Regions from separate parts of the Homo sapiens genome. Here region 2 is linked to region 1. A link is an interaction called in ENCODE POLR2A ChIA-PET data of the cell type or tissue named here. Cell type or tissue: PC-9. All regions are shown on one strand. Each heading gives the region's core, and the rest is flanking DNA. Links, peaks and the distances in the headings are about the cores only. Region 1 overlaps RNF220 (ring finger protein 220). Region 2 overlaps RNF220 (ring finger protein 220).

Evidence for each region. Peaks named below come from ENCODE experiments on the same cell type or tissue, not always from the same donor. Only the 100,000 strongest peaks of a DNase experiment are listed, where the experiment ranks them.
Region 2: POLR2A ChIA-PET joins it to region 1 with 5 read pairs; 2 of 35 experiments call an interaction of 5 or more read pairs at or near these places.

The regions. Positions count from the first base shown.
Region 1 is chr1:44,510,057-44,523,205 of GRCh38, reverse strand. All of the region lies in intron 2 of RNF220 (ring finger protein 220), which reads right to left. Among named protein-coding and RNA genes, the nearest start is that of MIR5584, 29 kb to the left of the region's middle. RefSeq lists an enhancer at 1-418 and a silencer at 1,492-1,657. In PC-9, for the core only: no CTCF peak of the experiment used is centred there; a DNase peak (open chromatin) is centred at 7,645; H3K27ac peaks cover 525 bases.
Region 2 is chr1:44,450,751-44,466,173 of GRCh38, reverse strand. All of the region lies in intron 2 of RNF220 (ring finger protein 220), which reads right to left. Among named protein-coding and RNA genes, the nearest start is that of RNF220, 53 kb to the right of the region's middle. In PC-9, for the core only: no CTCF peak of the experiment used is centred there; no DNase peak of the experiment used is centred there.

The DNA of each region.
Region 1 (13,149 bases), core at 4,267-12,266:
ACTTCCCCAGATGTGGCAGTGGGCAGGATGTGGAAGCCCCCAGCCCCAACTCTACAGACAAAACATTCCCACACTCACCATCCTCGGAAACCCCACAGCCCAGAGCCCCTCTTACAGATGCTTTCTAGACCATTTAGCAGGAGGCAGTGTTTATTTTTGAACATATGTTCTTCCCCATCTCTCGCCTTCCTTCTCCCTTACTAGTCCTTCCAGACCCAAAGCTGCTCTCTGGATGGGCTGCTGTTGGTTGTGACTGCCAAGCTCCAAGGCCAGTGTGGGTAGCACGCTTTGTTTTGGCTTTGTGAGTGCTTAAGCATATGCATGCATGCACACACAGTCCTACTTGCTCTAACTACCATTAGTGGAATGTATGTACCACACCAGCTCCAGGAGGGCAGGGCCTCAGAGGTTATCTAAGTTTGTGAGCAAATTATAAACTAAGATCGAGTTTCCCTACTTTCCAAAATGGGTATACTAGTCAAAGATGGTCCCCGGGCATTGCATTCCTTTTGGGAAGGTGACATCAAGCACAGAAGGTCCCCCCGCCCCCCCAGGAGGGATGTTTCTACCTGAAGCTCAGATTGGTCTCTACTTGGTTCTCTCTGTCCATGCATAGAGCCCAGCCCAGTGCTGTGCTCAACTATTGTCCACCCACCTCAATTAAGGTCTCTCTTTTCTTCAATAAAATAGAATCCTCCAGTCCTTAAGTGACCAGTTCGACTTTTACCCCCTTCAAGAAGTCTTCTGTAACTCAAATGCTCTGAGTTCTGCTTCTTCTAATAGGTATGGGGCCTCACATTTATTGGGTGCCTACTGTGTGCCAGGCTCCATGTTAGGCATTTTGCATGTCATTCCATTTAGCTTTCAGGACTCTGGATATTATTAGTCCTACTTTATGGATAGGAAAAGAGGCTCTTAGAAGTTCAGCGATTTGTCCAATTCAGTGAACACGCGACAGAGCTGGAATTCAAACCATGTCCATCTGATTCAAATCCCACCATCCTTCCATCATGTGATGGAGCTTCCCACATGGAAATGTTTTGCAAACATTTGTCATGGTCTTTTCTAAAGTGTGGCACCCAGGAAAGAAAACAACACTGTAGGTTTAGTCTGGCCAAGACAGAGTAGAGACAAGATTTTTCTTAATAAATCCTAAAGTTGCGGCCATCTTGCTTTGTTGTTTCATGCATAGCTGGCAGTTGACCAAACACTCAGATTTTCTGAGACACTCAGTCTCCCCTTCACTGTGTTCCCAGACACATTGGTCTTTGGTGCTTGTTCTCTCTGATTGGAATACCCACTTCATTCATTCATTCATTCATTCATTCACTCATTCATTCAGTAGACATCAATTGAGAGCCTATTACATGCTAGGTACTGTACTAGGCAGTAGAAATACACTGATGAGCACAGGGACAGGTCTCTTCACCGTGCATACAGTCTAGTGGGGGCCTTGGGCATTGATCAAGTCATGGCAGAAATAAACATGAATCTGCAGTAGAGGTAAGTTCTGTACGAGCGATCCATGTGGCCACAGAAGATGTGACCTCTTCAGAGAAGTCAAGGAAGACTTGCCTAAGGAAGTAATGATAACAATGCTGAAAACGCTATCTCACCCCTGCCCCCACCCACACCCACAGAGGCCCAACCCTTGACTCTGCCTAGAAAACTCCAGCAGTCTTTCAGGTCAGCTTATACATCACTTCCTCATAGAGTGCTCCTCTATGGTCCTGACCAGGTGAGGTCTCCATTGGACTCTATATTGTTCTCTACAGCATTTCACTTATATTTGGTTACTTGTTTAAAATTTGTCATCCCATGTGTAAACTCCATGACGGCAAAGAATGTGTCTCCCTGGTTTCCTGCTTTATGTCCCCTGTCAAGCACAGTACCTAGCATTTGCTTGATAGTCCGGAGATGTTTGCTGAATAGATATCTTGCTCTCCTATCCTGTACTGGGGCAGCTAAAGTTTTAGATCCAGGTGCAGGAATTCACATTTATTAAATTTCACCTTAGGTGGTGGCTCATGCCTGTCATCCCAGCACTTTGGGAGGCCAAGTTGGGAGGATCACTTGAGCCCAGGAGTTCCAGATCAGCCTGGGAAACATGGTGAGATCCTGACTCTACAAAAAAATAAAAAAACTAGTTGGGCATGGTGGTGCACACCTGTAGTCCTAGTTACTTGGGAGGCTGAGGTGAGAGGATCCTTTGAGCCCAGGAGTTTGAGGTTACAGCTAGCTATGATTGCGCCACTGCACTCCAGCCTGGGCAAGAGAGTGAGACCTCATCTCAAAAACAAAAACAAAAACAAATCACATTATTAGATCATCCCAGTTTATTAGCATTCCTATAAATTCCAATCCAGTACTCACTGAGTGTTTGCCATGAACAATACCTGATGTCGGGGATACAAAGAAACTTGTACAGTCTTAGCCTTCAAGGAGTATATAATCTAGTTTAGGAAACAGATGAGAAAAACAGGAATTATAATGTAGTTGTTATGTCCAGAATGATATAGCAGCCTAGAGAATGAAACTGTTCAATCTGTCTGGGGGAAGAGCAGTAGGGAAGGCTTGAACTTGAAGTTTTACTTTAAGATGGGCAAGACGCAGGGAGGACTCTTTGAGCAGAGGAGGCAAAATGTGTCAGGGAAACCCAAGGCAGGAGAGGCAGATGGCAGGGAGTTAAGTTGCCCATGAACGTCAGAACTGAGAGTCATGTAGTTTCTTTTCTTTTTTTGAGACGGAGTCTCGCTCTGTCACCCAGGCTGGAGTGCAGTGGTGCGATCTCGGCTCACTGCAAGCTCCATGTCCCCTGTTCATGCCATTCTCCTGCCTCAGCCTCCCAAGTAGCTGGGACTACAGGCGCCCGCCACCATGCCCAGCTAATTTTTTTTTGTATTTTTTAGTAGAGACGGGGTTTCACTGTGTTAGCCAGGACGGTCTCGATCTCCTGACCTCGTGATCCGCCTTTCTTGGCCTCCCCAAGTGCTGGGATTACAGGCGTGAGCCACCGCGCCCAGCCCGAGACTCATGTAGTTTCTTACAATCTCTCTCTTTCTCTCTCTCTCTCTCTCACACACACACACACACACACACACACACACACACACACACACAATGCTGGACTTCAGCATCTTCTTACCATTCTATTTTTTTCCAGTTTGAAGAATGCCTTCTTGACAGAAAATATAGTCCCTTCTTGTCATGTCTCTGCTAATCCATTTTTCACACTAGCCCTGAGTTATCTTTCTAATATATGGATCTGATCATGTCATCACCACCACCCTCCCAATTAAAAACTTTCAGTGGTTACCAACTGCCCCTAGAAGTCACCCTCCATTATGGCAGACAAGGCTCTTAACAATTTGGTCCAAGGTTATAATTTCAACCCTACTTTCTCCTCATTTCCCCTCACACATCCTACTGTGAGTCACAGGGACTGACTGACACCTGCACTTGACTTTCCGTGCAATCTATTCTTCTCTCTACATGGAGAGATGGAGGGAGGGGGGTCAAGGAGGTTCACAACTTGGGCCGCTTACTACTGTCCGTGGAGCACCTTGAGCTCGACACTGGATTCCCACATTGCTGAACCATCTGGAGTTCTCTGAGTGCTTTTCTTTCTTTTGCTGCTGGGCTTTTGCACATGCTACTTCCTCTGCTTCGAACACCCTTTCTCTGGCTTTCAGTCTGGCTAGCACCTACTTCCTCCATTCCTCAGGATGCAACTGGGGTGTTACTTTCCCCAGGAAGTCTTGCAGCCTCCGCTTCTGAGGCCCCACACACAGCACCCTATGCTTGCTTTGATAATGGCATGAGCCACTCTGCATTTTAATAGGTGTTTCTTATCCATTTCCCTTTCTTGACTTTGTCTGATTTATTATCATATGTTCAGTGCCTAGCGTAGTGCTTGACATGTATTAAGCTTTAAATAGATATTTGTTGATTAATGACTAAATAAATAAATGACTGAATGAATAAACTTCTCATTGTTCTCAAAACACAACACGCTTATTGACAACTGTGCCTTTCTCTGCATGTCATTCTAAAACTAAACTCTTTTTTCATTTCTCCCCACCCCTCCCAACCCAGCCAACAAATCTGCTCTTCCTCTCCCTCATCTACCTCAGTGAATGGTGCCTCTGCCCATCTGTTCAAATTAGAAACCTGTGAGTTTCTCATGGTTCATTTGTTCGTTCATTCATTATTTATTGAGCATCTACCCTGTGCCAGGCACTTTACTAAACAATGAAGACATGGCCTCTAGCTGCAAAGAGTTCACCTTCTAATCAGGATTAAGTTTTTTTTTTTTTGTTTTTTTTGTTTTTTAGACGGAGTCTTGCTCTGTTGCCCAGGCTAGAGGAAAGTGGCACAATCTCGGCTCACTGCAAGCTCTGCCTCCCGGGTTCACGCCATTCTCCTGCCTCAGCCTCCCGAGTAGCTGGGACTACAGGCACCCGCCACCACGCCTGGCTAATTTTTGTATTTTTAGTAGACATGGGGTTTCACTGTGTTAGCCAGGATGGTCTTGATCTTCTGACCTCGTGATCTGCCTGCCTTGGCCTCCTAAAGTGCTGGGATTACAGGTGTGAGCCACCGCGCCCGGCCCAGGATTGTTTTTAAAGGCTTTCTGTCTCTTCTCTGAAACAAACTCCAGGAATACCATGCACTGCCTGATGGCCTGTGTTGGATTTTCCCCCACTGAATGCCTGAGGAAGAGGAAAGATCATGAGCTTTGGCATCAGGAAGAGGTGGGTTTATTTGCATATTTTTAGAGACAGGATCTCACTCTGTCACCCAGAGTGAGTAGGGTGCAGTGGGGTGATCATAGCTCACTGCAGCCTCCAACTCCCGAGCTCAAGCGATCCTCCTATCTCAGATTCCTGAGTAGCTGGGCCTAAACGTGCTCACCACTGCTCTGGCTTATTTTTTTATTTTTTATAGAGATGGGGTCTTGTTATGTTGCCCAGGCTATTCTCGAACTCCTGGCCTGAAGCAATCCTCCCACCTTGGCCTCCCAAAATGCTGGGATTACAGGTGTGAGCCACCACACCCAGCCTAGAGGTGGATTTATTTATATTTTATTTTATTTTATTTTTAGACGGAGTCTTGCTCTGTCCCAGGTTGGAGTGCAGTGGCACGATCTCCACTCAATGCAACCTCCGCCTCCCGGGTTCAAGTGATTCTCCTGCCTCAGCCTCCCAAGTAGCTGGAATTACAGGTGCGCACCACTATACCCAGCTAATTTTTGTAATTTCAGTAGAGAAAGGGTTTTGCCATGTTGGCCAGGCTGGTCTCGAACTCCTGACCTCAGGTGATCCACCTGCCTTGGCCTCCCAAAGTGCTGGGATTACAGGTGTGGACCACCGTACCTGGCCCTAGAGGCGGATTTAAATCCAAGCTCTTCTTTATCCTGAACACATTTAATTTAATATTCCTTTTTAACAAAAATATGTAATGTATTAAAATATAACATTTAAGTGCTTACTCTCTACTCAGTGCTGTGCACAGTGTTGATGACTCTGGATGACAGAGCAAGACCCTGGTCTCTAAAAATATAAAGAAACACAGTGCTGCCCTCACAGAGCTTACACTTAGTGAACAAGACAGACATGAAACAACTAAACAGGCAAATAAATGTCTAACTACATTTGTCAAACACACTTGAAGACAATAGATAAGAAATAGAAAAGTCGGTGATGACAACAGTCAAAGGCCAGGTTAAAAGAAAAAAGAAAGAAAGAAAAAAACAGGTGAAATCTTTTATAGACTGGGACGAGTTCTCTGAGGAAATGGCATTGAAGCTAAGATCTGAAGGATGAGGGGAAGCAGTCATGTAAGGAGGCTGGAGAGAGGGAACTGGGCAGGATGAAAGACCCCGAGGAGAGATGGGGGTCCGGGAAGACAGGGGGCAGGTCTTGCCGCGTTAAGGATTATGGGCTTGACTCTAGGGGTCATATCTCTTAAAAAGATTCCTTAGCTGCCAGGTGGAGAGGCTAGAATGGGAAGTGGCAAGGATGGAAGGGAGAAATCAAATAGAAGACAGTTCCAGCAGTGACAGAGGACAGATGCTGATGCCTGGATTTTGGGCGGTGCCAGGCAAGCTGGGGAGAAGGGAATGCATTTGAGATAGGATTTAGAGGTAGACTGAGGGGCTGAGGAACAGGGAAAGGCTGAAGAGTGATTCCCAGGTTTCTGGCTTGGACAAGTGGATGGGGAGGTGCCATGGGAAAAGGGGAGAGGGAACAGTTTTGGTGGGAAAAATGATGAGCAGCATTCTGGACTGGTGAGGGCAGAGTGTCTGTTAGAGATCCATGTGGTGGTGGTAAATAGGCAGTGTGGAGCTTCAAAGAGAGGTCTGAGGTAGGGTTAGCATGAGAATGGGGACAGGAGAGGACAAAAAGGTGAAGTTAGGTGAAGAAATCATTCATCTCTCTGAAACACATTGACTTAATGTATGGAATGGAAATAATATGAAATGAGATCATGTAAAACCACATGGCATATAATAGACACTCCATAAATATTGGTTTCCTTTCCCTTCTCTTCCTCTTTCCCTTCACTTTCCTCCCATCTTCCTTTCTCTTGGTGGTTCTTCGATCCCTTTCTTTTTCTCACTATCCTTATACACTGCACACAGCTATCACAAAAATGAGGACAGCAAATTTCTTAGAAGCTGCTAAACATATTAAGGAACAAGGGGTCAGGAATAGTTGACTTAAAATTCATGCATCCAACTATCATGCCATGTCCTTTGCTGGGAACACCTTTCCTTTGCTCTTTGGCTGCGTAGCAAACTTCTTAAAGATTCATTTTAAGCTTTGCTAATTCTGTGAAGTCTTCCTTAAGGTCTCTAGTTGATTTAGGTGTTTGCTTCTTCTAGGAGGTGCTGCATCTTACATCTATCTTAGCACTTACCATAGTGTTTTGACATTACCTCTTTGGCTGGCCTGTCTCCTTGGTAGACTATGAATTCCTTTAAAGGAGAACTGTTTTTAAACCTTTGTATTTCCAGCACTTAACTTAGACGAGGCAGTTTATTTAAAAATATGTTGCATCATCTCCAAGGCTCTGAGATTCCATAATTTTAAGCAAAAAGTTTAGATGAGTGAAAAAGCAAACAACACCCATATCTCCTTTGCTATCCTTTTAGAAGGAGATGGTGTAGCAGCTAAGATCACATTCAAGGGAGGCAGATCTGAAGGTTTTAGCGTCTCATCTTCAGATCCGCACTGACGGGCAAGCCAAGTGATACCCAGAGGCACCTGAAGCCAAGTCATTTATTTCAGGTCCGGGTGAAAGGACTGTATTTTAGGAAAGTGTATGTAATTTACAATTTTAATATTCCTACACAGAGGTAGCAGATAAGGACAAGGTTGCCATCTCTGTGCTAAATGTCAAAGGAGGAAACTTCTGTAAGCTGCTGCTGTTTCCTAGACTCTTGGAGCATCTACAGAGCTCGGAGAACTCTGAGATTGCCAAGAGAGCCTTCTCATACTGTGTGATTTTCATGGATGGAATGTTAGCCATTTTCCCCTATACTGGCACCCTCAGTTCATCACACAAAGGGAAAATAAAAGGGAAGTGACTCAAATTAAATAGTAGGTCTGAAGAGCTTTGACTCAGCATGATACCTGGAATAGAGCAGGCATCCTATAAATGTTGGGACAAATAAATGGTTCTGAAACCCCAAATGCCTCAGTTTTTCTTTAAGAACCTGTATTCTCACCACAAGCAATGACTTCTTCATTCCTAGAGCATGCCAATCCTGTGGATCATTTACAACTTTATCTGCTATTACTGTACCTAACACAATAATCACCACACAAACTACACCTACATTATTCAAGAACCATCTACTCAATTGTGTTGACCTCAGTTAATCTCAGCAACTGCCACAGCTCTAAGAGCCCCATTTCCATTTGATTCTATACCCTGCTACCCTTCTCCCGTCCCCAGTGACATCCACCCCGTGTTCTGGATTCCCCTAGTGGTCTTGAAACCTCCTGGTTTGTCTGGGCTGAGATTTTCTTCAAACATTGAGGCAAAATGGGAAGGGAATAGACTGTTGGCTTGGTCCCTGCTGCTGATAGCTATACATTTCCATTCAACACCAGCCTCCTGGACTTGCCTTTCAGAACTTATTTCCAGCCTTCATAGCCACTCCCTGGAACAGTCTTGCTAGGTCTTCCCTTTCTGTGTTTGTTCCCCCATGACTGACCCATTTTCAAGGACTGGTCCTTGTTCAGCCCAGCTCCTACCCCTTTGCTTCTTGACTTTAAACTCTACCTGCCCTGCTGGACGTGCCAATCTTTGCATCTGGAGCATGAGAGGTTACTGTAGAGGTTATGCACACAACTAGTAAAGCATGAACTTCAGAACCTCTAAAGCCACTCCCCAATCTGTGGTTCTGTGACTCGGGTACTTCCCTTGAGCTCATGTGAATAAAACATTCAATTTTGTTTCATTTATGGGTCTTGTTATCATGTTAGCCAAAAGATATATCTTTTTTAAAAAAATCTAAAAAGTAGCCCAATAGCTGGCTAGTTCTTAGCTTAGTCCATAGAGAACACCTAAATCCCAAGTAAAACAGGGAGCAGCAGGACATTCTGCAGGCCGGAAGAGGAGATCGTTTCAACACTAGCATGGTCATCAGCATTAAAGAGTCAGTTGGGGTTTGACTGTAGAGCTTCTAGTGAAGCTCACAATGGAGGAAGCCTAAACCATTCTGAACCAGGGACGAATGCCTAATATTCTAGCTTCACTGCAACCCCTGAAGTCTTCCTCTCAGGCTACATTTCCAACAGGCAATGAAGAATCAATTATCTGAATATTCTAGTATTGTCTAGTTAGACGAAAGTCTGATTGATCAGCATTTTCTACTCAGGAAGGCACGGGCTTCCAACATCGCAGCTGTCCCTCCATAATTCCATTATTTTAGGCCGCTCATTTAACAAATCCTGCAAGCCTGCTACGTGGGAGGCACTGTGCTAGGTGCTGAGATTATGGCACTTAACAAGAGAAACAGGGTCCTGCACTCAAAGAGCTCACAGTTTGGAGTGGGAGTTAGACACTAAACAAATATAGCTACTTGATCTATTACTTGGTTATATTTAGGACTAAGCGATACAAGGATAAATACAAGATGCTACACGACTATATATTGAATCCAAACAAGGTCTGCTGTGGTGATACTATGAAGGGTGGCCTGATCTATTACTCGAATGGTTCTTTTCTCCCTTCTTCTCTTAGGCTCTTTCTGCTTCCTGAAGGGAAACTTCCAAAGCTAACAAACGCCTCTATTCCAGGAAGAGCGGAAGTAGAAGACATTGGCGATGTGGCATAAGATGCCCATATACCTGGGGAGACAGCTGCACGGGCATGTGTGCACACACGCACACAGACACACGCGCACACATGCAGAGGATGACCCATGAAACATGCCCTGGGGGGAAGAAGAGGAAGAAAAAAAATGAAATCCAAACAGTCTTTTTCACCCCGAAAACATATAATTTTGTGTAAATTTTTACTTTAAACATCTCTCTTTTCCTGAGCTGTGATATGGGCCCTGTCAAAGCCAGGGCCAATTACTGCCATTAGGTTCCCATCATGTCACCGCTTCTCCCCCCGTCTGGAAGGCCCTCGCCTCACAGGCCTATAATCTGCACTCACTTTCGCTCCATCACTTTCAGAAGGAACAAAATTGTTTTGTGTGTTTTTTTTTAAAAGGGCCTTTATTTGGCCCCTGTCAACTCTGAAAAGAAGAGAGTGAAAGAGAGAGAGGAGGAGAGAGAAAAGAGGAGAAAGAAAGATTGTTTAAGTGTTTAACCATGAGATTGCCAACAGCAAGCATGCGGGAGGCAGCCTGGCTGGCCCCCATGGGCCAGGCTCGGGACCCCAGGGACGCCACACCCTGGGCCTTGCCACTTGCTTCCCCTTTTGGGTAAGTTATTTCCATTCCCAGAAGAGCTCCTCGCACAGGTTCTGATCTCATAGCCTTGGAATAATCTATCTGAAGATATCATCAAAGAACAGGCAGGTTCTGAATTGCCAAACCAGCTACTGCGAATGTCTATCACAGGCCAGAAAGTGGGGGAACCTTTCTGGACTCCAAATCCCTTAAGGGATTGGCTGCAGTGGGGGCAGAGAGTCAGAGAAGACCCTTGGGAATGCTGAGGATGCTGCTAGCAAAAGGCAAAATGAAAGCTGGTCTGTTGGGACAGTGCCTGGACCATTGGGTGGGTTGGCTTGGTCCCTCCCTTGGCTCAGCCGGGATGTTCCTAATCCTTGCTCTCTCTTCCTCAGGTCAACTGGCTGCTCCAGGAGCCACCGAGCTCACTGTTGGGAAACTCGCTGCCGAAGGGTGAGGCCCCTGTGCCACCTGAGACAGCCGCTCTTCTTCCACCGTAGTTACACCTTCCTGAAATCTGCAGACGGTTATCACACCCCTCCGCTTGGCCAGGCTGCCCAGCATGCCTCTCCACTCCTGCCGCCTCCGTCGTCACTTAGCCAAGCTAAACAGATTTAGCTCCTTTAATCTTTCCTCATTAGCTGGCAATCTGGAAAGGAAACAAATGCTCACCCCATACAGGTTCAAGCTGTTGCTTTAACCTTGTAAAAGTGTGTAGGGCGCTGGGGCTGTGGAGTCAGTTAGGATCATTACCATGAGGAGCCACTCCCTCTCAGCTAACCCCCTTAGGGGCCGTCCCCATTCTTTTTGAAACCACCCCAGTGTGTCACCTCCCTTCTAGGTCCCAGAGCTCCACATCCAAATTGTGTGCATGCAACCCCCAAAGCAAGGCAGCTTCCAGGGCCTTCCTATGGCTTTTTTGGATGAGCAGAGATTTCCTCCCAAATATGTTCATTTGTTTCAACCCACCGCCTCCCCCCATAATTAGGTGTTCATGTGGTTGTTGACTTCTTCAGGTTCCTGAATTGTTCCTCAGCCACACCTACCTATCAGCTTTTTCAGTTACATGCAGCTTTCTCCCCATCCAAAATGAGACCTTATGTTAAATTGGTTCAGAATACTCTGTTCATCCAGAGAGTGTCCCTCTCTCTGAATGATTCCCTGCCATCGATTTTTCTTTTCTGTGCAGTTTTCATTTACATACCTACAACCACAGCGAAAACCTGAACCTGTTTTAACAACAGCCACTTGTGGCACACCCATTACAACACATCTGTTTTTCTGTTTTCAATTTGATCACTTAGCGCTATTCTGTTTGGTGTGGTTTGGCCCTTAGGCATACTTACACACACACACACACACACACACACACACACGCACACACACGCTTCTCAATTTTACTTTCCTCCCGGAGATGACAGATTTTTTCCCCCTTTCATTGTATCTAGTTCCAAACTGACTGGATGAACATTTTTAGGCTTGTTTACCATTTTTTAGAAGACAGGAGTCACATCCGTTTCACTTCTCCAGCCTCCTGATGGCCCCTTTTACTTTCTATGATTTTCCAGACATAATTATAAGTGGTTCAATCAGCGCCCCGCTTAGTATGTTCCCAGAACACTAGCCTTAATATCTCATGATGGATGTCATCCTGGCTTGCTGATTTGTGAAACCTTTACATTTTCTGAGTATTCTCCTACCTGCTTTCTATCAGGAACGATTTTTGCACAGTCTGCATTTACTTCCTAATTATCCAAATTCCTTTTTGTCATTTTTCTTCTTAAAGACTGATCTAAAAAATGAGCTGAGCATCTCTGCCCTGTAGGAGGTAAGATGAATCTCCCACTTCTCTTCATTTATTAGCAGTCTACATGCTCACTGGTCTGTCCCCCACCTTTCCTTTCCCCTCACCCTCAATATATTGCTAAACATATTTATTCCCTTTAACCCTTCGCTAGTGAAAGTTTCTCTCTAGGGTTCAACTTCTTGCCCGCAGGCCCGGGGATCTCTCTTCTGGTGGCTCCTGTAGCCAATCCCTTTATCTTGTAGAAAACTATGGTGACCTCACCCAAAGCTATTCCAGCAGGCAAAGCCTTTTCTTTTCCCTTATTCTTTATCAGAATTGGCTGTAGTCTTTAGTGTTCTCCCTCTAGCCTTCTCTTCCTCAGGGCTCCAAAAATGGACTGGCACCTTTGAAAAATAAGGAGAAAGCTGAAGTGGGCTGCATGCTTCCTTGCCTCACCAAAAGGTCCTCAAACATCACTCCCCGTCATCCCCCCACTGCGAGAGTGTTCTCTGCACCATTCAGGCCAACTGGCCTCCATTTTGGGGGCCTAAAGAAATTTCCTAGACCTCGGAGCAACAACCCTTTCTCACCTTTACCTCTGGGAAATCTTGGTTTTCATTTTGCTCATTTTCTCTGTGAGTTACTACCTTTCCCTTTTCTCCTTTCATTCATTCATTGACCGTATTAAGCCCCTTAGTGCCTCCCAGAAGCACTGGGAATAGAGTAGTGAACAAAATAGCAGGACACCTGTGCTCACAGTGCGTAACGACTGGTAGGGGAGACATGGTAACTACTGCCCCACCTCATCGTGCCACTAGAAACCATGATACGTTACATCCCGGAAGGACAGAATGCTATGAGAAAGTGTAACCGGAAGACAAAATGTACATTGGGACAGAAAGGCTTCTTTGAGCAGTAAAATTCACTGAGACAGGAAGGAGGGGTAAGAGTCAGGGAGGGTGATGTTAATGTCCTGAAAAGCAAAGCCTGCGTATTAGACAAACTGAAGGAAAAGCAGTTTGGCTGAACTTAGCCCAGGAAGAGGAGAGTGCCCCAAGCTGAGGCTAGAGAGCAGTGTCCTTAACTGAGCATGAAATACAAGACAAGGAACAGGTTTGGGGAGGAAGGTGCTGCTCCACTGTGCCCTGGGGTAGCTGAGGGAGCAGCTCATGTCATATCCTTCCTTCCTTCCCCTCCCTCTCTCCCTCCCTTCCTTCCTTCTTTTCTCCCTCCCTCCCTCCTCTCTCTCTCTCTCTTTCCTTTTTTTTTTTTCAGGGTCTCACTCTGTCACCCAGGCTGGAGTGCAGTGGCGTGATCTCTATTCACTGCTGCCTTGACCTCCTGGGCTCAAGCAATCCTCTCACCTCAGCCTCCTGAGTAGCTGGGACTACAGGTGCACACCACTATGCCTGGCTAATTGTTTTATTTTTTAATAGAGACAGAGTCTCGC
Region 2 (15,423 bases), core at 3,334-11,333, 56 kb after region 1:
TGAAGATGTTGTGAACATTGCTGAAATGACAACAAAGAATTTAGAATCTTACATAAACTTAGTTGATAAAGTAGTGGCAGAGATTGAGAGGACTGACTACAATTTTGAAAGAAGTTCTACTGTGAGTAAAATGCTATCAAATAGCATCACATGCTACAGGGAAATCTTTCATAAAAAGTCAATGTGGCAAACTTCATTGTTGTCTCATTTTAAGAAATTGCCACAGCTACGCCAACCTTAAGCAACCACCGTGATCAGTCAGCAGCCATCAACATTAAGGCAAAACTCTCCACTAGCAAAAATATGATTTGCTGAAGGCTCAGATGATCATTAGCATTTTTAAGCAATGAAATATTTTTAAGTTAAGGTGTGTACATTGTTTTTTAGACATAATGCTATTGCACATTTAATAGACTACAATATAGCATAAATGTAACTTTTATATGCACCAGAAAACCAAAAGTTCATGTGACTCGCTTTGATGTGATATTTGCCTTACTGTGGTGGCCTGGAACTGAATCTTCAACATCTCTAAGGTATACTTGTGCACTATTAAAACCTTTTTGATCTCTGCCAATCTGATAGGTAAAAAATGGCATATTGCAGCCAGGTGTGGTGGTGCATGCCTGTAATCTCAGCTACTCAGGAAGCTGAGGCAGGAGGATCACCTGAACCCGGGAGTTTGAGGCCAGCCTCTGAAACATAGCGAGGGTCCACCTAAAAAAAAAAAAAAATGGCACATGGATTTATCTAAGAGTAAAGTTGATCATTTTTTTATATATTTAATATAATATATTTAATATATTTATGGCCATTAAAATTTTTTTATGGCTTCTAGACCTTTCCATTTGAGAGGAATTAGGATTGGGAAGGATTATTGTGACTATGGGAGGAAGAATCTTTAGTTAATCTAGATTCAGTAACCTGCTTTTCCACTGGTGTCGCAGTGGGAGGGTTTGAGCTGTGTCCTTATTTTTATCAGCAACACAGCTGTGACTAAAGATATATTATGATAGTGTAGAAACAGTATGGGTTTTCAGGTCACGCAGACTTGAACTGAAACCCCATCTCCTTTCTTTGATTCTTTCTTTTCACATTAATTTATTGAAGTTTTACTATGTGTCAGACCCTGTGTAAGGTGCTGGAGATTCAAAGGTAAATAAAACACATTTCTTGCCATCCAGACACTCTCAGTATAATGAAGGAGCCAGGCACATAAACCAGTAAGTATAATGCAAAATAGGTAACAATAATGATGATGTGGATGCTGATGAGATACGGATAATAGCTGGCAGCTCTATGAATGATGAATCAGGAAAGGATGAGACCAGAGACAAGGAGAGCAGTTAGTAGGCTATAGCGGCAATCTAGGCAAGCAATGTAGTGAGAATGAAGAAGAGAAATCAGATTCTAGATGGAATGAGGCAGTCAGTAAGAGAATGATTTTGGTAAGAGTGGGGAGTGAGGATAGGCTTTCGTGGGTTGAGGACTGAATGAGAGATGAGGAAAGTTGCTGTTTCTTTGATATAATAGCTATTGTGGCATATTAGCTCATCAAATATCCATTCCCTTCATTCCTCTGCCTCCCATCTTCTCTGCCACACAGATGTGCTTTACTCATATGACTTGCTTAGTCTTCAAAGCAGGATGAAGTGACATTCCTACCCTCTGACTTTGGGCTTGGCCATCGACTTCCTTTAACCAGTGGAATGTTAGCGGATATAATGCAAGTAGAGATTTTAGATATGCACAAAAAAAGAAAAAGAAAAAGATGCACATGCAAAGTTTGCCTTGGTCTCTTGGGCTTCTGCCTCTCACCATGAGAAGAACATGCCTCTGGCAGCTGCTGGTTCAAGGACAATAAAGGACACATGGAACAGACCTGGACCTAATCCACAGCTTAGAGTCAGGCCCATCTGACCTCAGCCTAGACTCGCTGAATCTCAGGTGATCTATACAACTGTACACTCAAGAAATATACATCCATCATCTATGACACTGAATTCTGAGTAAGTTTGTTATACAATGTTGTTGTGGCAAGAGCTGCTGACATAGGACTCTAAAAGTGGTATCTTTTCTCTAGGCTAAATATCCCTATTTTCTGCAACTGTTCATAGTATGCCCCCTCCTTTCTTATTTCTGTCAGATTTCTCTGCAAGATATGCCAACTGAACCAATTAGGAGGCACCCCTCCAAAGAATCACCAGATTAGAATTCTGCACACATGTGACCTTCTTCCTCTCCTCTTCAACTGTCTCCATTCTAGAGGTTACCCTGTGGAAAAGGAAAGACTCTGTCCCTGGAGCCTGGGCTCAGGGTGAGTCTAGAATGAGGAGGCTCAGGAAGATTAAAGCTCAAACTCCATGAGTGAATTAGAAGGGAGTGGCTCTCAGCTCCTGGTTAATTCTGGAAACTCAAGTTAGTCTAAAAACAAAGAAAGAGGTCAGGAGACATCTAAAATGTCTACATGGAAGCCAATTATACACCAATTGTCTATAGTTTGGACTCGAGATGATATTGCTTTACAGCCCAAACCACCTAAAGCCAGGCAGATAAGGAGGATATGGGGCAGATTCACATTCTGTGGCATCCGAAGCTTAGCATATGACTTTGAGGACTCTCTTAAAAAAAAAAAGAAACAAAATTACAAATATAAAATTAGGTTCAAAAGTGAGTATTTATTAGAACGACAAATCATTTCACAACAATTACAAAATTTTAAAGGTTGAGGAAAATGAGAAACATCATAAAAATATTCCAATGACATAATTTTAAATTAATTGATACACTTCTAAGTGCTTATTTCCTGTATTTTCTTTCTTTCTTTTTTTTTTTTTTGAGACAGAGTTTTGCTCTTGTTGCCCAGGCTGGAGAGCAATGGTGCGATCTCAGCTAACTGCAGCTTCTGCCTCCCGGGTTGAAACGATTCTTCTGCCTCAGCCTCCCAAGAGCTGGGATTACAGGCATGTGCCACCACACCTGGCTAATTTTGTATTTTTAGTAGAGACGGGGTTTCTCCATGTTGGTCAGGCTGGTCTCAAACTCCCGACCTCAGGTGATCTGCCCGCCTCAGTCTCCCAAAGTGCTGGGATTACAGGCGTGAGCCACTGCGCCCGGCCTTTCTTGTATTTTCTTTTTTTGTTTTTTGAGATGGAGTCTTGCTCTGTGGCCCAGGGTGGAGTGTAGTGGCACAATCTCAGCTCATTGCAAGCTCCGCCTCCTGGGTTCATGCCATTCTCCTGCCTCAGCCTCCTGAGTAGCTGGGACTACAGGCGCCTGCCACCTCACCTGGCTAATTTTTGTATTTTTAGTAGAGACAGGGTCTCACCATGTTAGCCAGGATGGTCTCGATCTCCTGACCTTGTGATCTGCCCACCTCGGCCTCTCAAAGTGCTGGGATTACAGGCGTGAGCCACCGTGCCCGGCCTTTCTTGTATTTTCTAAGCTGTGGACTCTGACTCTTCATGTGAACAATTTTGAAGCATCTATACTTCATTTTTCTATAAAGAAAATAGAAAATCCTGTCTTTTTTCTACCATTGTTGACCAAAATTTGTTTATAACTGATAGCTTAGAGAATTTCTTTCCACTTCAAAACCCCTTACTAGTACTGTTATATAAATGTCAAGGATTAATGTGAAATTTGGGGAAACCTCTATCAAGTTTCTTTCATATAGGAGTTGTAAGATTTCATGGCCTTTCAAATTTTCCTTAATATTCTCAGACTTTATTGATACTCTTTTACAGCTTATTATTGGTGTCCTGGTTATAGCGACATATTATGAGTTTTATGTTACCTTTGGTCAATATTTTGGAGATGTGTATATACTTCACATAAGAATGCACTCATTGTTAGTAGTATTGCTACAGACTTATACACTATAAACACAGGAATTTTAATAAATTCCATTTCATGTGATTCCCATTAAAAAATATATATATGTCCAGGCGTGGTGGCTCACACCTGTAATCCCAGCACTTTGGGAGGCCGAGGCGGGCGGATCACTTGAGCAGGAGTTTGAGATGAGCCTGGCCAACATGGTGATACCACATCTCTACTAAAAATACAAGAAAAAAAAATTAGCCGGGCATAGTGGTGTGCCCCTGTAATCCCAGCTACTTGGGAGGCTGAAGCAGGAGAATCGCTTGAATCTGGGAGATGGAGGTCACAGTGAGCCAAGATGGCACCACTGCACTCCAGCCTGGGCAACAGAGCAAGACTCTGGCTCAAAAAAAAAAAAAAAAAAAAACAAAGAAAAAAGAAAAGAAAAAAATATGATACATTTACAATTGTATACACTGCATTAAGATGTATTCCTGACAGATGCGAGGTTTCATTTTGACCAGCCATTAACAAGAACTAAAATTTTCACTTACAATTTTACATATGTGAGGACTAGTTTCTGGATCCATACATTTTAAGCTTTGTTTCTCTTCCATTGCAGAGCATCATAGGACACATTCATGTCCCCTGACAAGCTCTCATCATGCACCTTCATGGCCTGACCCAGTTAATTAGCATAGTAGGCAGTAGCAGTACTCCTGAGAGCCATTTATATACCAGGACAGGCAGGAGTAAGTTAACTCTACACAGAAGAGACCGCAAACCACATAAACAGATGCATCAACTAAATACAAAATATACTCAAATAAACTAAATATAAAATATACTCCCAACTCTGCTTTTCCTGAAACAGATCACCAAAACATCCACAGCCACTCCAACGCCGCTCCAGGAGGGGAAATATGAACTCAGACGGAAAACAAGAGTCTTAATTTTGATTAAAGTATTTTATTTTTGCAACATGAAAAAATGTAACCATGTAAAAATATCACTAAGGCCTCTTCCAGGGTCTTTAAAGGAGTTCATGCAAGTAAGGGACCTGTAAGTTTAAATTCATTAACTGCATAGAAAATCCACTTCTAGAAGGATAAAAATCCTGGTTTTACCTTTTTCTTGGTGTAGGCACCATCAATAGACAGCATTACCTGTTGCTGGGTATTTTTGCATTAAATATGCAATATTTATTGAGTACTGACTAGGCACCAGACTCTAGGGATACAATAGTGCTGAAATGAATACCGTCCCTGCCCCCGGGAGCTTAAGCTTTAGCTAAGAGAGAGACATCAATCAAAGAGTTATTTAGATGAATGTCCCAGGAAGGTTCCTTCTATGGGGCAGGTCTGTTACACCCAAACCAAACTAATTATTGAGATGTGCTGACAGGGAAGGGGGAAGGCCAGGAATGCAAGGAGTCCCTCAGCAGCGGCAGACCCCTCAGAAGGTCTCCTCTGACCTTGTGGTTCTCCTAGGGTTCAGAATCTGGCCACCGTGTTCCACACGTGTCCCAGTCTGCTCTGCAGCTATATTCAATCTATTCCTCTGGCACTTCAGGCTTAGAATTGCTAGCATGTGAGGCTGTACCAGCACGGCCTCTTTAGCTGGGGAACCCAGGACCCAAAGTCTAGCAGAGGAAACACTGGGCGCTTGTCTGGGGAAGCTAAAAGAGGATCCTGAAGTAAGAAGTGGTTAGTGCAGCTGACCTCCTCTCCCCTAACTAAAAACAGGGAAGTTTTGTGAGAACCCTCAATGAACCCTCAATGATCGAAGAACTCTCCGATCTCCCATTTTACCCTGTTTTTTCCTACCCTTCGCAGAATCAGCCTACTGACATATTTTTTATCTTATTTTTTCAGCCAAACATCTTGAAATAGTTACCTACACCCATTTCCTCCACTTCTCACTTCCAATTTCCTACTGCTCCACAGCAGTCTAGCTTCTGCCAGTGAAACTGCAGGTACCAGGTGTTAGAGGATGTCACTGCCCTACCAGTATCCCCTGCCCTTACTACTTCAGTGAACCCCAGGCTTCCAGGCGCTGGTACCTGCATTCATTCACCTGAGGGATTTCTCTCACAGCCGGGGTCTGTTCTGCTGCCCAAGCAGCAGGCTGGAAATGTCAGTGAATTAATGCCCTCTAAGAACAGCCCTCAACCAATGACCTGAAAGAGCTCCCTCACCCCGTGAGACGAGGAACGATGAGGTGGGTGTTCTGCACTGACTCCCTGAACTTTCCCGTTGGGATTAAGCTATAATTGCCCAGGGTGGCTGCTGGCTTAATTCACCCTTTACTGGCCGTCCCCTCCCTGTTCATCCCCCTCTCCCACACACACCAGTGTTCTTCATCTTTCAAATAGACTAATCCTCGTCTCAGGGTCCACTTTTAGGAAAACTCAAACTAAGCACCAAGATCATCAGTGACTTCCTGACTGTTTCGGTCTTGGTGAATCCATCAGTTAGCAAGTATGCATTGAGAACCTACTAGGTTCTAGGTATTGTCTAATCTGACCTCACCTCTTTAATACACTTGACATCCATAATCACTCCTTCCTGAAGCTCTCCTTCCTTGGATTCAGGCTTCCTTGCATGTGGATATTCCCTCTTTCATCGGCAGTTCCGCTCCACCTACCCCTTACACAGTGGTGTTCCCAGAGTTCTCAGTCCAGCTCTTGCTCTTCCCACTCTACATGCCTTTCTTTGGCCATGTGGTCCACCTGCACAGGATCAAATCTCACTTTTTTGTTCGAAGATCCCCAAATTCCTTTATCTACCCTTACTTCGTCTCCTGGGTTTCAGATTTTGTGTCTGACTACTTTTTGGACATTTTTACCTGGAAGCTACAAAGTTATCTCAAATGCAGTATACCAGTTTTGGGGGGTTTATTAGGGGGGGTTCTGTGTGAGGACAAGTGTGTAAGGAAATTGGGTAGAAGACATTGGCAAGACAGCATTTAAAAGTGGTGGATCATGAGATGTAGGCTCAGTAGGAAAGGAAGTAATTCTGGGAGAAGGCTGAGAGGTTGGGAAGAAATGGAAGCGTCAAAGGCAGTGCTGGATTACTCAATAGATAAACACATTCTTAGGGCATCCAAAAAGCAAAGTGAACCCCCACAACATATTTTTAGAAAAACCTTGAAATTAAAAAAAAACCCACCAAAAGAATCACCATGGTAAAAGTCAGAAATTTATTGAACTTCCTTACACTTATTTTACAAGTTAGAATTGTTTTCATTTTAAATTACATAAGGGAACATTCTCTTTTTTGGTGCTTTGGGACATTAAAGGTCTGGCTTGGATCTAGGCAGTCAATGAGATGAAAGCACAGTTATAACAGGAGCAAGGGAGAGAGGAAGCTGCAAGGTAGAGGCTGTCGTCCAAGAGTGGATGCTCTCTTAACCAGCCTCTTCCCTACTGACTTACTGGGTTAACTAAAACTTTCCATTCCAGCTGTAATATGTTCCAGTTAATGGACACAGTGCTCTGAATGCTCACGGCTGGCAGGCCACTCTTCCACACACATATACTACTTCCACTTTTACCAGCTGAGTGTAAGTCACTGTGATTGTTCCAAAATTTCTTTATTCCTGTGGTAGTAGTTATTACATTTACATAATTTAATTAAACATTATGTAAACCAATCGTGCGAAAAGAAAGAGAACTGTTGTTTCTAAGAACACTAAATCAGATACTTTGGGAAGTTTCATAAAGGTAAATCTCTTTTTTAAATGCTATTGAATTGGGTGTGGGTAAGACAACTAGAAAACAGTTAACATTTATTGAATGTTTACTATGTATCAGGCAGTATATTAAGGCTTTATATAAAATAGCCATTTCATCCTCACAATAACTCTCTGAAGTGGTTACTGAGGAAACTGAGGCACAAAAAGGCTAAGCAACTTACCCAAGTTAGGAAATGGTACATCCAGGATTTGAACCCAGGTGGTCTGGCTTGAGAGACTGTCCTAACCATTATGATATTAGTAAAAAAAAAAAAAAAAACTGGAAAAATCCTAACAATGGAGTCTGTGCAGAGGCTATTTCATAAGAATATTTAAGTTTCTTGTTATTTTTTTTTTTAAGAGACAGTGTCTCACTCTGCTGCTCAGGCTGGGAGTACGGTGGCATGATCATAGCTCACTGTAACGCCTGGGTTCAAGTGATCCTACCACCTCAGCCTCCTAAGTAGCTGCAACTACAGGTGCCTACACCATGCCCTGCTAATTTTTTTATTTTTTATTTTGTGTAGAGGGAGGGTCTTGCTATGTTGCCCAAGCTGGTCTCAAACTCCTAGGCTCAAGCAATCCTCCCACCTCAGCCTCCCAAAGCACTGGGATTACAGGCGTGAGCCATCACACCTGGCTTTCTTGTTCTATTGTAAAGAAGCCGAAGCCAAAATCCGTAGACAAGTCAATATGGATATGGTTGTTCAGGAATCAAGGACTCCACACTTGATAAAAGGCCCTGACACTCTACCCAAAGACTAGCAAGTGGTTGTGCATTTCTAAGTTAGAATGCAATGTTGAAAGTATATATGTAGTATATGTGGTACTTTTTATGATGTACCACTTTAACTGACTTTGATTAAGCAACCTAGTAGCAATGCTGAATGAGAAGGACTTCTCTGTTTCAGAACTTAAAATTTCAGACATGGAACAGCCCTAGATGAAGAATCAGCTATCTTCCTAAAACGCAGATCTAAATATAACGCTTCCTTGCTTAAATACTTTTAATTTCCACCATCTACCCCTACTCTCAACCAGAAAAAAAAAAAATCCAAGGTTATAAGTAGTATCCCGCCTACCTTTACCATCTTATTGTAAAGGAGCCAGTCCCTCTTGCCCGTCTTTCTAGTCATCTGCCAGTTACTTCATTCATGCTTCAGTATCTCTGTGTCATTTTCTTTGCCTGGAATTATCTTCACTCCCTCTCTAATTGGAGAAATCTTACTCATAATTTTTTTCATTCATTTTTTCATTCATTCAACAAATAGTTCTGGGCACCTATTGAGTGAAGAATGAACTAATATATTTCTATAATATATATAAAATGATGTTTCCCTATTGAAATGTTATGATAAGCTATTCTTTTCCTTTGAAGCATTTATCTCAATTTACTATTTTATATTTATTTGTGTGTTCATTTGTTTAGTGTTCAAGGGAAGGGGCAGAGAAGAGGAGGAAGAGGAGAGAGGAAGGTAGAGTGTTGGGAGGGTGTTGGGAGAGTATATATAGCTTGCAGGGAAGGGGAAACGGTTGGGAAAACTCTAAGGAATTAACATTGGAGCTACAGCTGAAGGATACGTGGGTGTAACTGGGCAAGACTGGCGGCAGTTGGGGATAGGTAGGAGCAGGAGGGGTTGGGGGGACGTGTGTTCCAGATCCAGGGAACAGCGGGTGCTAAGACACTGAGGCAGAAGGAAGGGTGACATGATGGAGAAACTGAAAGAAGTCCAGTGTGATGGGATTGCAGGATGTCCTACCCCAGATGGAAGAGACAGAGGGGTATGAGGCCAGAGAGGGAGAGGGCTAGACCCTGCAGGACTGTGCAGGCCATGGCAATATAAGTTCGATCTTCATCAGAAAAGCAAAAGGGAGCCATTGGTGAGACCTAAGCAAGGGAATAACGTTTTCAGGTTTGTGATTTTAGAAATCTTCTGGCTGCCACGTAGACAACAGATAGGAAGTGCAGCAAATGTCACTCCTTTCTTAAGACTTCCTTGACCCCATGTGCTCCTACCAAAACTTACGAAGCTCCTTGAGGACAGGGACTTGGTCTGTTTTGTTCACTGCTGTATTCCCAGTGCCTAAAACAGTTCCCAGTGCTTAGTAGGTCCTTAATAAATGTTTCTTAAATAGTGCAACTTTTTAATGTCATTTCTCACATGACATTTATATAGTATCTCAACTCCATGGGCTTTCCGGCACTCTGAAAAGTGAATGATCTTTCTTGTGAGGGAAGGACTAAACTCATAGTTAATGTAATGTGAAAGCCATGCACAAAATTCATATAATCTGAAGGGAAAAGACATCTGTCCTGCTACCATTTTTTCCTTCTTCTACAACATGCAGTTACCTTACTTCATAATAGGAACATTGGACCCTTGGTAACCAAATAATTCCATTAATTCTTCAGTGGAAAGGAACTTCTTTCTCTCTTAAATTAAACACCTCCAGAGACTAATGGTAATTGTCTTGGCTTGGATTACCCAATGGCTTTTGTGTATTCTTTCCCCTTGAAGGTCTTAGGGCCTTTCTCCAAATTAAGAGAATCCTTATTCTAAGAATATGACACTCTAGCAATATTTTCACAAGCATCACAAGATCTGAAAGCTAGAGGGATCTTTGGAGGCATTTAATTTACCCCTTACTCCCACCCCAAAGCTTACACTCCCTCAGTACCACTCCTTCCTCATCACTTAGCTGTCTGGCCCCAGGGTGTTCTGAGATCGGTTCAGGTGTCAGTCAGGGACAGATGGCACGTGCTAGAGCTAGAGAACTCAGAAGGTCACCCTTGATCTTCACTAAGTTCCCGTGTTTATTCCAAAACAATCTGTGTTGTATTTATGTAGTTTTATGACTAGTTGATTATCTCCAGTGCCGACCCCTCTTCTTATTCCAGACCATTAGATCAGTTTTCAGGGTTCTTCTTCTCTCTCAACTTATTCATCTTTCCATGTGGTTTTCAATGTTTTTACTGTCTCCAGTTCATGCCTTTGCAGTTCTAACAAACTTGTTTCTTATAACCTACTTAAAATACCAAGCTCCTTAATGAATTAATCAATCAGTTAATCAAATATTTATTAAATCCCTACCACATTTTTTCCATCCCATAAATTTTTCTTTGAGAGCCCCATGAGCCCCCAGGAGACTGGCAACAAGACTATTAGAAAGTCTCACTGCTAGCTCCATGCACTCACCGCTGCCTTCCTATGCATCATTTTATTTTCATTTCTTTTCTTCCCCTTCTTTTGCTCTCCGTTTTCCTCTTTCTTATTTTTCTCCTCTCCCTCCTATGATTCCATTTTCCCATCCTGTCACTGAGGTGTCCTCCTTGGCATTTTGTGCTTGAGGCATTTTGGTGTGTCCTATGCCCTCGCTAAAGGGAATCATAGTAAGGAGTCTAAACTCACATCCCAAAAACAGAGATTTGACAGAAGCAAAGGAAAGAGCAAAACAAATAGTAAGCAAATCTAGTGAACAGAGAATGACAGGAAAATGGCTTGGCAATTTCTTATAAAGTCAAACTTAAACTTACCATTTAACCCAGCAATTCTGCTCATTGTTCTTTACTCAAGAATAAAGAAAACTTACGTTTGCACAAAAACTTGTTCATAGATGTTTATAGTAGCTTTATTCATAACTGCCCCAAACTGGAAACAATCTAAATGTCCTTTGACTGGTGAACGCATAAACAAATGGCGGTATATCCACATAATGGAATACTACTCAGTAACAAAAAGGAAGAAACTACCAAAACAGGAAACAAGATGCCAGGAGAGAAGAGGCTGACTACAAAGGGGAATGAAGGGATTTTTGAGGGTGGTAGGACTCTTCTATGCCCTGATTGTGGTGGTGGTTAAATGATTATATGTATTTGTCAAAACTCACAGAACTGTACACTGTAAAGGGTTTTTACTATATATGAATTATACCTCAATAAATCTGACTTAAAAAAAAAAACCCACCAAAATAAATGAATTAGTAAAGATAGACTGAAAAACAAACAAAAAAACAATAAACTTGAGTAATCATACCAAAAAATGTTCTTTAAAACACACTAACACACAGCAATAAAATAGTTAAACCCAAGGCAAATCCAAATGAGAATAAAAGAGAAAATACACAGGTAAATAGTATTAGAAGGAAAAAAAGGGGGATTTAATTTTCAATAGAAAATCTAAAAATTGTAATGTAAGCATGACTTTACTCTTAAAGAAATGAAAATCTACATGAAATTCCATGATTTTCCAGTATACATAAATTTACAAATTGACCCAAGAAGAGATATAAAACCTGAGTAGAACATTAACTGTAGGGGAAATGGAAATGATAAGCAAAGATATACCATTCCAAAAACCATCAGTTTCAAATAATTTACAGATGAGTTCTACCTTCAACACATAAATAATTTCTAAGTTACTTATTTTAGTACATAGGAAGAATGGTAAACTCATTCTGCCATATCAGCAGATCTCAAAGTGTAGGTTAGGGATATGTGAAGATCCCTGAGACTTATCTGGGAGTCCACACACCCAAAACTATTTTGATAATGATACTAAGATGTTTTGACTCTTTCCCTCTCATTCTCTCATACAAGTGTAAAGTGGAGTTTTCCAGAGGCTAATGGAATGCCATGTGATGATGTCATTGCTCTGGCAACTATTAATAACAAAATGCATGCTTGTATATTCTTGTGTTTTAAAATTTTCTCCATTTTAATTTCTAACATTGATAGGTAACTTACATAAACAAAGTTCTCTGTGGATCCTCAATAATTTTTAAGAGGACAAATGGGTCCTAAGACCAAACATTTGAGAACCATTGCACTAAACTAATATTGCTCCAATATAAAAAATAGACAAAGATAGCATAAATAAAGAAGACTACTAGCTTACTTAAGAACATAAATGCAAATATCTTAGACTTAACTGTTCTTAAAAAAACAATTTTCATGACTAGATAAAATTTATCTAGTAATGCAGGGGATGGTTCTGTATTTAGAAATCTATTAATATAATCCATTACCTTAATAGTTTACAGGAGGTAAAACCTCATGATCACCATGAAAAGATCCTTCAAAAAGTTATATATATTTTAATATCCATTCCTGATTTTAAGAGGCAAGCAGGAAAACAAATAAAAAACAAAATAAAAAATGTAAAACTCTCGCAAAACCAGTAATAGAAGAAAATTTATTTAATTTGTTAAGAATATTCACCATACCTATTGAAGTCAGGAACAAGATAAATATGGCAGCTTTCATTGCTATAGTTGCAACTACTAAATATGGCACTGGAAGTCCTAACTAGTGCAATAAGACAAGAAAAAGAAAGACCATCACAAAGAAATACATAAAACCATCACTATTTACAAGTGATTTAATTTTCAACTTAGAAAATCTAAGAACTGTAAAATTTAAAACTAATACTATATTTTAGTAAAGCCTTAATAAAAGATCAGCCACAAAAATTAATCCTTTTCCTATACACCAACTATAACCAAATAGAAAGACATGGTGGAAGATGTACAATAGCAAGCAAACTGTAAAATACATGCAACTAAACTCACCAATATGTCCAAGATTTATATGAAGAAATTGTAAATTTTATTGAAAGACATTAAAAGAAGACAAAAATAAATAAGGAACACATCATATTCCTGGATGAAACTCAAATTAAACTATAAATTTAATGAGTTTCTGATCAAAATACTTATAAGATATTTTATGGAACTGACAGATTTATTCTAAAGTTCACCTGGGAGAAGATGTATAAAAGCAGTCAAGAAAAGTATGAGAACAAAAACTACTGAGGCAAAGAAAAAGGAAAGATAATAAGAAGGTAGAGGCTGGGCACAGTGGCTCACGCCTGTAATCCCAGCACTTCAAGAAGGCCAAGGCAGGTGGATCACTTGAGGTCAGGAGTTCGAGACCAGCCTGGTCAACATGGTGAAACTCCGTCTCTACTAAAAATCCACAAAGTAAAATAAAATAAAAAAGAAGGTAGAATACACAGTTTTTGGCCCCATACGGTTTATTATTTATTTATTTTTATTATTATTTTTGAGATGGAGTTTCGCTCTGTTGCCCAGGCTGGAGTGCAGTGGCGCGATCTCGGCTGACTGCAACCTCTGCCTACCGGGTTCAAGCAATTCTCCTGCCTCAGCCTCCTGAGTAGCTGAGATTACAGGCGCCCGCCACCAAGCCCGGCTAATTTTTGTATTTTTAGTAGAGACGGGGTTTCACCACGTTGGTCTGGCTGGTCTCGAACTCCTGACCTCAAGCGATCAGCCCACCTCAGCCACCCAAAGTGCTGAGATTACAGGCGTGAGCCACCGCACCCAGCTGGCCTCATAAGGTTTTTTAAAAATTCTATAATGCTACAATAATCACAACAGTGTGGTGTTTGCACACAAATGGACCAAAAATAAAAAAATCCAAGGAGTAGAACAGAATTCAGAAGCAAACCCATGTACAGCCTGGCATTTTAAATCAGTAGGAAAAGGATGATGGACTATTTAATTGTGTTGGGACTACTGGAAATTCTCTTAAAGTTATAAACCTAATTCACACTACATACTATCAAATTATTGAAAGGAAAATTTAAAACATATAACGTCTTCTAAGGGGTAGGAATACCCTTCCTAAGCAAAACACAAACTTCAGAAGCCATAACAGAAAAGACTGACAGAAGAGTTAAGGCTGGGCGCGGTGGCTCACGCCTGTAATCCCAGCACTTTGGGAGGCCCAGGTGGGCGGATAACGAGGTCAGGAGTTTGAGACCAGCCTGGCCAACATGGTGAAACCCCATCTGTACCAAAAATACAAAAATTCGCTGAGCGTGGTGGCCCATGCCTGTAATCCCAGCTACTCGGAAGGCTGAGACAGGAGAATCACTTAAGCCAAGGAGGCTGAGGTTGCAGTGAGCCGATCATGCCATTGCACTCTAGCCTGGGCGACAAGAGCCAGACTCCGTCTCAAAAAAAAATAAAATAAAATCAAAAATAAAAAAGAATTAAAACCTTATGTATGATTTAAGACAATGTAAATAAAGACCAGCAATAGACCAGGAAAAAATATTTGCAACACATATCACAGAGAAAGAATTAATATCATAATGTAATGGAGAGAACCTTCAAACTAAAAAGAATAAGACAATCTAATAGAGAAAAAGACAATATAAACAGGCAATTCACAGAACAAATAGAAATAATCAATAAATATATGAAAGCATGCTCAATTTCATTAGTAGCCACAGAAAATCTATAAAAGAACAATATACTTTTATTCATTAGATTTGCAAAAATTAAAGGACTGATAATATCCAGTGTTGGTGAGATGTGTAATGATTATTCTCATTATGTAAATGAATATTCTCTCTTTTGGATGGGAATGTAAACAAGTACAGTCTTTTTTTTTTTTTTCTTTTTCTTTTTGAGACGGAGTCTCACTCTGTCGCCCAGGCAGGAATGCAGTGGCCCGATCTTGGCTCACTGCAACCTCCACCTCCCAGGTTCACGCCATTCTCCTGCCTCAGCCTCCTGAGTAGCTGGGACTACAGGTGCCCGCCACCACGCCCCGCTAATTTTTTGTATTTTTAGTAGAGACGGGGTTTCACTGTGTTAGCCAGGATGGTCTGGATCTCCTGACCTCGTGATCCGCCCACCTCGGCCTACCAAAGTGCTGGGATTACAGGCGTGAGCCACCACGTGGGGCCAAGTACAGTCTTTTTTAAGGGTAAGTTAGCACAGCCTCACAAAAACACCTCTTAACTCAGTACTTCCACTTCTAGAAACTTGCAGAAATAACTAGATGTGTCTATAAAAACCTATGTGCCAAAAGTTCGCTGCAGCGTTGATTGCAATTAT